Linked DNA regions of Mus musculus: all the other regions are linked to region 3. A link is a loop called in an ENCODE intact Hi-C map of the cell type or tissue named here. Cell type or tissue: gastrocnemius. All regions are shown on one strand.

Region 1 (2,500 bases), 200 kb after region 3:
TCATGTTATGAGGGAGTCTTTTAAGGATTGCTTCTTCAAGAATTACAGTAAGTGCTTTCATAGTGGATGCAGAACACACAGCTTTGGGACGAGCAAGTGAAAACGGCTTTCTTAATCTTGTGGCTTGGAGTAAAATTGATTATGACAGTGGAAAACTATATAATACAATATTGGATACTTTTATGAAATATAATATAATATACTTATTCAAATTAGTACTGATGTACTTTAAAGATATACAGAGTAATTTAAATATACATATAACTATAGTAATTAAACAGTTATGAGGCGATTAATTACCAGTTTTAGGTATATTCTTGAACTTTCTGGTGAGGAGAAGTATTCCTTATTTGGAAAAATGACTGCCACATATTTGACATTGCCTTACACTCGTGCATTTGTGGTAGACCATCAATGATGGTTGGGTCCTAGGTGAGTCTCTGGGAAGAAGAACAAGGAGCATAACTACACACAGTGAAGGCTTTTCTTCCTAGTTGATATCAAGAAAGTGTATCTACCTGACAGTCTTCATCTTGATTCCACATCCTTGGTGTTTACTCTTCTGCAGATTTTTCATGCACATATGTGAAACCAGTGTTTCGCATCTTTCTAAGAGTCTGAGGTGCTATATACAAAGTAGCCCCTTTGGAAGGTTCTGGAAGATTCTATTCAAAGAATGTCAATGCTAGAACAGTGCTGCTCAGAGGACTGCCTTTAAAGATCCTGTTCACAGGACAAACATCAGGATCTACACTTGATATACAGGCATTTTCCTTTCCCTTTTTTTTCCCCTCCCCAAATGGATACACTCATTATTTACCAGATTAGCCTCTGGATGACTTATGCCTCTTTCCAGAAATCATTAAATTCACTCCCTTCTGCTGCGCCCCCCAACTCCACCCCGAAGGATAAAGACTTGGCACAAGATGGGATCTGCAGGCTCTGAAGACAGTTCCACAAGAGGAATCCCAAATGTTTAGAGAAAGAGCAGCAAAGTTAGAGTAAATGTATGACCTCCCACCGTGGACGTGCTGGGAAGAGACACTGTTCTCTGTGCTTTCAATTCTGAGAGATTTATCTTTTATCTATTAGATTACTATGTCTTGTTTGGCAATACATTTTATAGCAGGTTGCCAGCTTTAGCAAACACTATGTTAATCAAAATAGAAAATCAAAAGATTTTGCTTATTTATTTATGTTGAGACCAATGAACCAGAAGTGCAACTTATAAACTTTCTAGGGACATTGATAGGGTAGTAAAATCAGCTCACATAAGAGTAGTGAAATATTCTCTTATTTTGCTTTTTAGCTAAACTATACCATCATCTCATGCAATGATGCAAAGCACTGGACCTTGGCAGCACAGGAGTTAATAGACTGTGATCTCTGGTTTTTCACTTGCAGAGGGTCTGAGAGCTAAAGTTACCTGGACCTATCTCATTCACAGGTCTTGTTAGCAAATCTTTCTTTCACATTTTGATCCTATAATATTTTCTCTCCATGCACCAGACTCAGACTCTACCCTTTGCTTGATAGCTATTTTGTTATGAATCTATGATTTGACTGTCTCCCAACACGCAAATCATTCCAGGATTAAATGCAATTTTGATTTATAAGTTTCTTTTAACTCTCTCACTCCATCGGGGTGAAATTTACTAAGTTCATTGTGTCAGTAATTTCCCAAGTCGAATATCTGGCCCTTGAACAGTTGTCGGGTAGCCAATCTGTGAGTTGATCGGAGAGTCAATGCTTGCAGGGAGAAAGGCCAGTGAAGCAAGTTAAGAAATAGTTACGTTAGGGATTTAAAAAGAGAAAGTGAGCCCAAGAAAATTTGCTAAATTTTTTGGATAGATCTTTAAAATTAAGGAACGAAGGGGAACAAATTAGAGTTCACATATTTGGATTTCAGAAAAGCATTTGACTTACAGAAACGTTTTTGTGGCTAGGTTAATTCAGGCTGAACAGAACACATGGGACCTGCAATGCATAGCCAGATTGTGATACTTGTCAGAATCACTCTGCAAATGGTCTCTCTCCGCATTAGGTATCTGGGATTAAGCCCTTTAACTGTGCAAAAGTTGAGGAAGTAATCTTCAGATATTTCCCCTGGGGCAAAAATCCAACAGTAATGAAACAATTTCATTTGCCCACACTGTACACTTCTTGCAATGTGTGAAGCGTGTGTGTGTGTGTGTGTGTGTGTGTATTGTTTTCAATTCTTTTTGTCTTTTAAAAGAATTTCCTAGAGAATTTCATACATTTGTAGAATGAAATATGACCATATCCACAATCAATTTCTCTTTGTAACTTCTAATAGAATTATCATCACATGTCTATCTCCCAACTTCATCTCCTCCTCTTCCTTCTTTACCACAAAGTCTGTTTGGTGTTGCCCATATGTCACCAGCTACCAACTGCTGAAAGTCCCTCATCCAAGGGTGAAGCATCATACGGTTCTCCCCTAGCTGTCTTGGCTGGTTTGATCTTGTAGAGATCTTAT
Region 2 (2,500 bases), 510 kb after region 3:
ATCATTACTAAAGTTCAATTCCTCGTGGACTTTCTTCATGTGTGATCCACATGCCTTCAAACAATGAAATGTTTGTTCAAGTAACACTTTCTCTAATCAACTGTCTCCCTATATATGAATCTAACTCCTAACTTTTTCCTTCTAAGCTTCCTTATGATTGAGGCCTACAGTTCTCCTGTAACCTCTCTCTGTTGTGCATTGCTTTTGCAATCAGGTCAACTGGCTGTGAATACTTATTTGCAACACTAGTACGTTTTATCCCGGCAAGCAAACATAACATTGTCTAAGCATTTTACGTAACCCTAGAAACAGCTGCTCATCACATAGCCGTTTAAGTCAAGTCTTAGAGAACTGATGATTTTCAATCGTACCCACTGATTTGTCTTCCCGAGTTCCTATTGAAGTGAGGCAAGTTTCATATAAGCTTGTATATAAGCTTTTCTACCATCCCAAATTCTGACAGCCTCCACAAAAATATATAAAGAAGATTAACAAAATCCCACATCTGAACAGGTTTATACTGTAGGTACTAGGCTCTAGTTAACCAAGAGGTATCTTCACACAGTTTCTCCGTTACCAATTAAATCAGTGGCGAACTACATGGTTAGAAAAGCACGATGCAAAATCTCAGGTCTGAATTATGATACTCAGAACCGCTGTCTGGAAAACCTACTTTGTATACATTTTTCAGGTATATATTAAGTTTACAAATTTGAAAAAAAAAAACAACTAAAGCTTGACCTTTTTTCTATAGTGTTTCTGAAAGCTGGTTAATGGTAAGAGTGTTCCAGATCACTGATGTAGTCGCCATCTCTAGGACTGACACACCACTGCACTGGATCTTTAAAGAGGTTCCCCTTTGAAAGGGCTCCTTTACTCAAAACAGCTTCCTAAACTATCAGAACCAAATGCTAAACAACAAACACGTGTTCATGAAACTAAATCAAAACTAGTCTTTCAGTCTACACAGAAGGATTCTTACAATACAAAAACCGAAACAGAACTGAATTACGCAGTCAATACAGAGATGGGTCCCCCAAATCCCACATCCACCAAATAACTTTATACGACGGTCACTACATACAGGGTGGGTGGGGGAACCAAATTCATGTCGTATATACAATGTTTACGACTGTTCTTGTCTTGTTTTAACGTCCTAAGGTGTTTCACGGATCTCAAAAAGTGATTCCGTAACAGCAGAACTAGTTAAGTTACACTCCACTCCAGCGCTGTGGAGTCGGACCGTCCGGAATCTGTAGACCCAACTCCTGTTTAAGGAGGCAGAGAACGGACTGATGCTTCGGCGAGATACTGGGAGATGAAACACCAGCCCGGGGGCCGGTGACCGAAGCAAGAAAATACCGATCGTTCGCCGGGTGCGGTTCTTAAAAACAAAACACACGCGGGGCTCGCCCTGCTGGGAAAGGTGTAAACAAACCCAGCTCTCCTCCACTGCAGCCACAAGGTACACAATGAAGCGGCGGCCGAGTGAGGGGGCGGGCGGTCTCCAGCCAACTACAGCCCCAGCGGGCCCGGGAGACGGGAAGCGAGCAGCAGGGAGCTGCGGCGTGAACCAGACACTTAGCAGTCATCACGGGCTCTCCGGGTTCTCAAAAAGCTGCGGGGACCCCCCCCACCCCACCCAAGAGGATCCCACGGGCAGGGAAGAGCAGTCCCGCAGTGAGCAAGAAGCCGGCAGGGTCCAGCATCTGCTCTTGGGGGGAACGGGGAGGGCAGGATGTGGTCGCTCTTCCCACAAACATCCTCCAGCAACCTAAATAACAACCTCTACCTTGCTCCCCCACCCACCCCGTCCAAGGCCGCCCCCGGGATCCGGAGGTGGGGGGACCCGGGAGCGGACGGAGGGGGGACACACACGCGACCGAGCCGGCCGGGGAGCTCCGCAGCCGCCCGAGGCCCCGGAGCGGGCTCAGCCCCCCGGGCAACCCGGGCCACCCGGGCGCGGGGCAGGGGGATGGGCGCGGGCTCGGCCCCTCGCTGCCCCGCGCGGCTCGCCTGCCAGCCCGCCCGCCCGGCTGCCCGCGCCTCCCCGGCGGCCGCGGCGGCCCGCGTTACCTCGGGTCAGATCGAGCGGGACGTTCTCCTCGCCGCTGTCATTCCGCCCTGTGCGAGACAAGACACACAACCCCAGTTAGAATCCATCGCAGGCCGGCGGCGCCCGACGCCCCGCTCGTCTTCCCCGTCCAACCTCACCCCACCCCATCCCCAGGCCCGGAGCAAAGCCGAGCGCCGCGACCCGTGACCCGCACCGGGTGAGGCGAGCGAGGGCGGCGAGCGGGCTTACCTCGTATTCGGAGGTTCTTCAGAGAGCGGCCGCGGCCGATCGCCGCCATATTGACGGGTTTCAGTCACAACACCGGAAACCTCGCCCGATCGCGCGAGAACCCCCTTCCCCTCCCCGCGCGCCGTTCCCGCCCCCTCCGCCCCCCTCCCGCGGCAGCGCCCCCGCCCCTCGGCACGGAGGCTCGCCCGCGGGCGC
Region 3 (2,500 bases):
GAAATGGGGAGGAAGGAAATTCGTTTCTAAAATACTGGAGAGTAGGAGGTGGGCAGAAACCAAAATGAGGTCTGGTTCATGGCCTGTCTGCGTTCTAGCTGGGGGGATCTCGATTACCTTGTTCTGAAATGGGAATAGCCAGGCCTACCCTGCCTGTGCTTCCGCGTGAGCCTGGAGTGAGGGCTTCATCAAATCTCACCCAGGAGGATTTCATGTTGCCCGAAGCTTGTCCGTTGCACTTCTCAGTCACTCATATCAGAGCCGGGGTCTTCAGGAGATGATCCCCCAAATAAAGAGCCCCGCTGGGCCCTGTTTGGGGATGACTTTCTCTGCCTCCTTTGGCAAAACTCTGGGGTTATCCCCAGCTGCTCTCCACATGGCTCCAGCTCCTCTCCAGCTTCCAAGAAGCGCTGGGGACAGTTCAAGTTTCAGCACATTGCAAAGCCTTCTCTGCAGAACGCCAAGGCTGGTGACAGTGGCCGCCAGGCTCTGGAGAAAGGGGAGAGGGGCGAAACCCCTGCCAGGCCACTGGGCCAGGCTGCCGTGAGCCGGGCCAATCACATGCACAGCCAAGAGGAAGGGGCTGACAAGCTGTCAAATAGCACATTCCACAGCTAGCTTTCCTGACGTCTGTGAGAGCTGAAGTCGAAGGGGGGTAGGGGTGCGCGTGTCTCATAACCTCCATTTTCTGTTCTGTCTCAGCTATTATAGAAGCCATCGAGATCCCACAGTTCATCGGCCGCAGCTACCTGACGTATGACAACCCAAATATCCTCAAGAGGTAATGAGCCCCGCGCAGCAGCTTGCTTATTCCCTAGATGTCAGTTTTTTAGTATCACTCCATGAGTTTATCCTCATCGTCTGTGCCAGATGATAATTCTCCCCATGGGCTGGGGTTTTGGGGCGGGGGTGAACATGAAACAAACATAGAAACAAGAACAAAACAAATAAGCAAAAACTTGAAGGCATCAGTTTTCCAAACAACCCCATCGTAAGCTCTCCAATCCTTTTCTGGTCAAAGGGCCTGGAAGAATGTCACTTGCCCCTGGGGTTTCCAGGGTTCTCGTTTGAGAGGCAGAAGGAATTGGATGCCCCTGGAGCTGGAGTATGATCACATCAGACACCCCCACCTCTGACCTGAGAGGGGGTTCTTAGCTCTCTGCTATTCTGTGCCATGGCCTGCAGATCTGCCTGGAGCCAGTTATGGAAAGGGTTCATTCAGCTGCCCCCAACCAAGCAGCTCAGAGCCACTTCCTGCCAGGTCAGTGCCTATGTCTTCAAATGTCCACTGCCCTCCAAGGCTCTGCCCAGTACAGTGAAGATTGCTCACTTCTCTTGGTGTGGACAGAAGAGTATAATATAAGGACAGAAGGCATGATACAAATGCTCCAGTTACAGCTTTTGTTCCCTGGGGGCAGGGACGGGCTAGAATTTCAAGCAGCCTGTATATGTGGCAAGGATGGAGGTTGGCTCTTAAAGCATCCTTCCATTCAGCCAGGCTTGCTGTTGGCAACTTCAGTTTGTCCCCCAGTCCTTTGACAGTGGAGATGTTCATCGGCCTTTAATCACCAGAAAAAATTGTTCTGGAATTTTTCTTACAAATATAAGAGAAATATAAATATATATCTTTAAGGCCACCTTGCTTTAGGATAGAACTTAGGATATCGAGGAGCAAGACTAATTGAGAAATCGTTTACTGGGCTGTTTACGGTGACTGTAGGCATAGCAGGCTACTGTAGTGGTTTGATTAAGGATGGCCACCATAGGCTCAGATATTTGAATGGTTGGTTTCCAGCTTAGGGACTGTTTTGGATTAAAGGCATGGGCTTGTGGGAGGAGATAGACCCGGCTTCACTTCTCTAATGACAGGTTCTGTTTGTTGCCTTGGAATGAGGATTTAGATGAGAAGCATCCCCAGACAAGGTGCACCCTTGTCTGCCTCTGCCTCTTTCCTACCAACAGTAGAAAGTCATTCAGCACCACACACACACACACACACACACACACACACACACACAAAGCTGAGCATTATGGAAGGAGCCCGAGTCTTTGGTCACCAGTGCTTAGCCAGAGGCTGCCAACTGCCAAAGGAGCTGGAGATAGAGAAGCCTCAAGTCAGAGCAGCTCTGCTGGAGCACACGCATGGATGTGTGTGGTCAGGCACATGGACACCTGTGTGAAGCCATCCAAAAGGACATGTTCATGATCTACTTCAGTTTAAAGCCTTTAGAGGGTCACATAACATAAAACTCAGCTTAAAATGTCCTAAACAGGAAGAAGATTTCATAAAATGTGTACAACCTTCATACAACTGGGCTGATTAATCCAGAGGCCCTGCAGCATCCTCAAAGATTCAATATCTCATCCATGCTTGCCATGGTACCTTCAGCATAGTCCCTAGCTTCCCATAGGACACTCATGAGGTGATTGTCAAATTGGTCAGTGTCCTATAGAAGCAGAAAGGGCTCTCGCTATAGAGAGAGGAAGCTTTGGTAGAGCC

Evidence for each region. A loop is a pair of places that touch in the nucleus more often than their neighbours do. Peaks named below come from ENCODE experiments on the same cell type or tissue, not always from the same donor. Only the 100,000 strongest peaks of a DNase experiment are listed, where the experiment ranks them.
Region 1: a loop joins it to region 3, with 2.1 times the contacts of the local background. A loop is called at or near these places in 3 of 42 quality-filtered maps.
Region 2: a loop joins it to region 3, with 2.3 times the contacts of the local background. A loop is called at or near these places in 2 of 42 quality-filtered maps.

The regions. Positions count from the first base shown.
Region 1 is chr15:7,023,837-7,026,336 of GRCm38, reverse strand. It overlaps Gm30559 (a long non-coding RNA gene), which reads right to left. Exons shown (of 8, transcript XR_383811.3): 6 at 301-440. Among named protein-coding and RNA genes, the nearest start is that of Gm30663, 9.3 kb to the left of the region's middle. In gastrocnemius, no CTCF peak of the experiment used is centred here; no DNase peak of the experiment used is centred here.
Region 2 is chr15:6,708,257-6,710,756 of GRCm38, reverse strand. Rictor (RPTOR independent companion of MTOR, complex 2) reads right to left here and starts at 2,376. Exons shown (of 38, transcript NM_030168.3): 1 at 2,306-2,376; 2 at 2,077-2,124. The coding sequence starts at 2,354. In gastrocnemius, no CTCF peak of the experiment used is centred here; DNase peaks (open chromatin) are centred at 1,542 and 2,423; H3K4me3 peaks cover 2,268 bases; H3K27ac peaks cover 1,751 bases.
Region 3 is chr15:7,221,029-7,223,528 of GRCm38, reverse strand. Egflam (EGF-like, fibronectin type III and laminin G domains) reads left to right here. Exons shown (of 22, transcript NM_178748.6): 18 at 703-781. Among named protein-coding and RNA genes, the nearest start is that of Lifr, 93 kb to the right of the region's middle. In gastrocnemius, no CTCF peak of the experiment used is centred here; DNase peaks (open chromatin) are centred at 497 and 1,156; H3K4me3 peaks cover 1,766 bases; H3K27ac peaks cover 1,862 bases.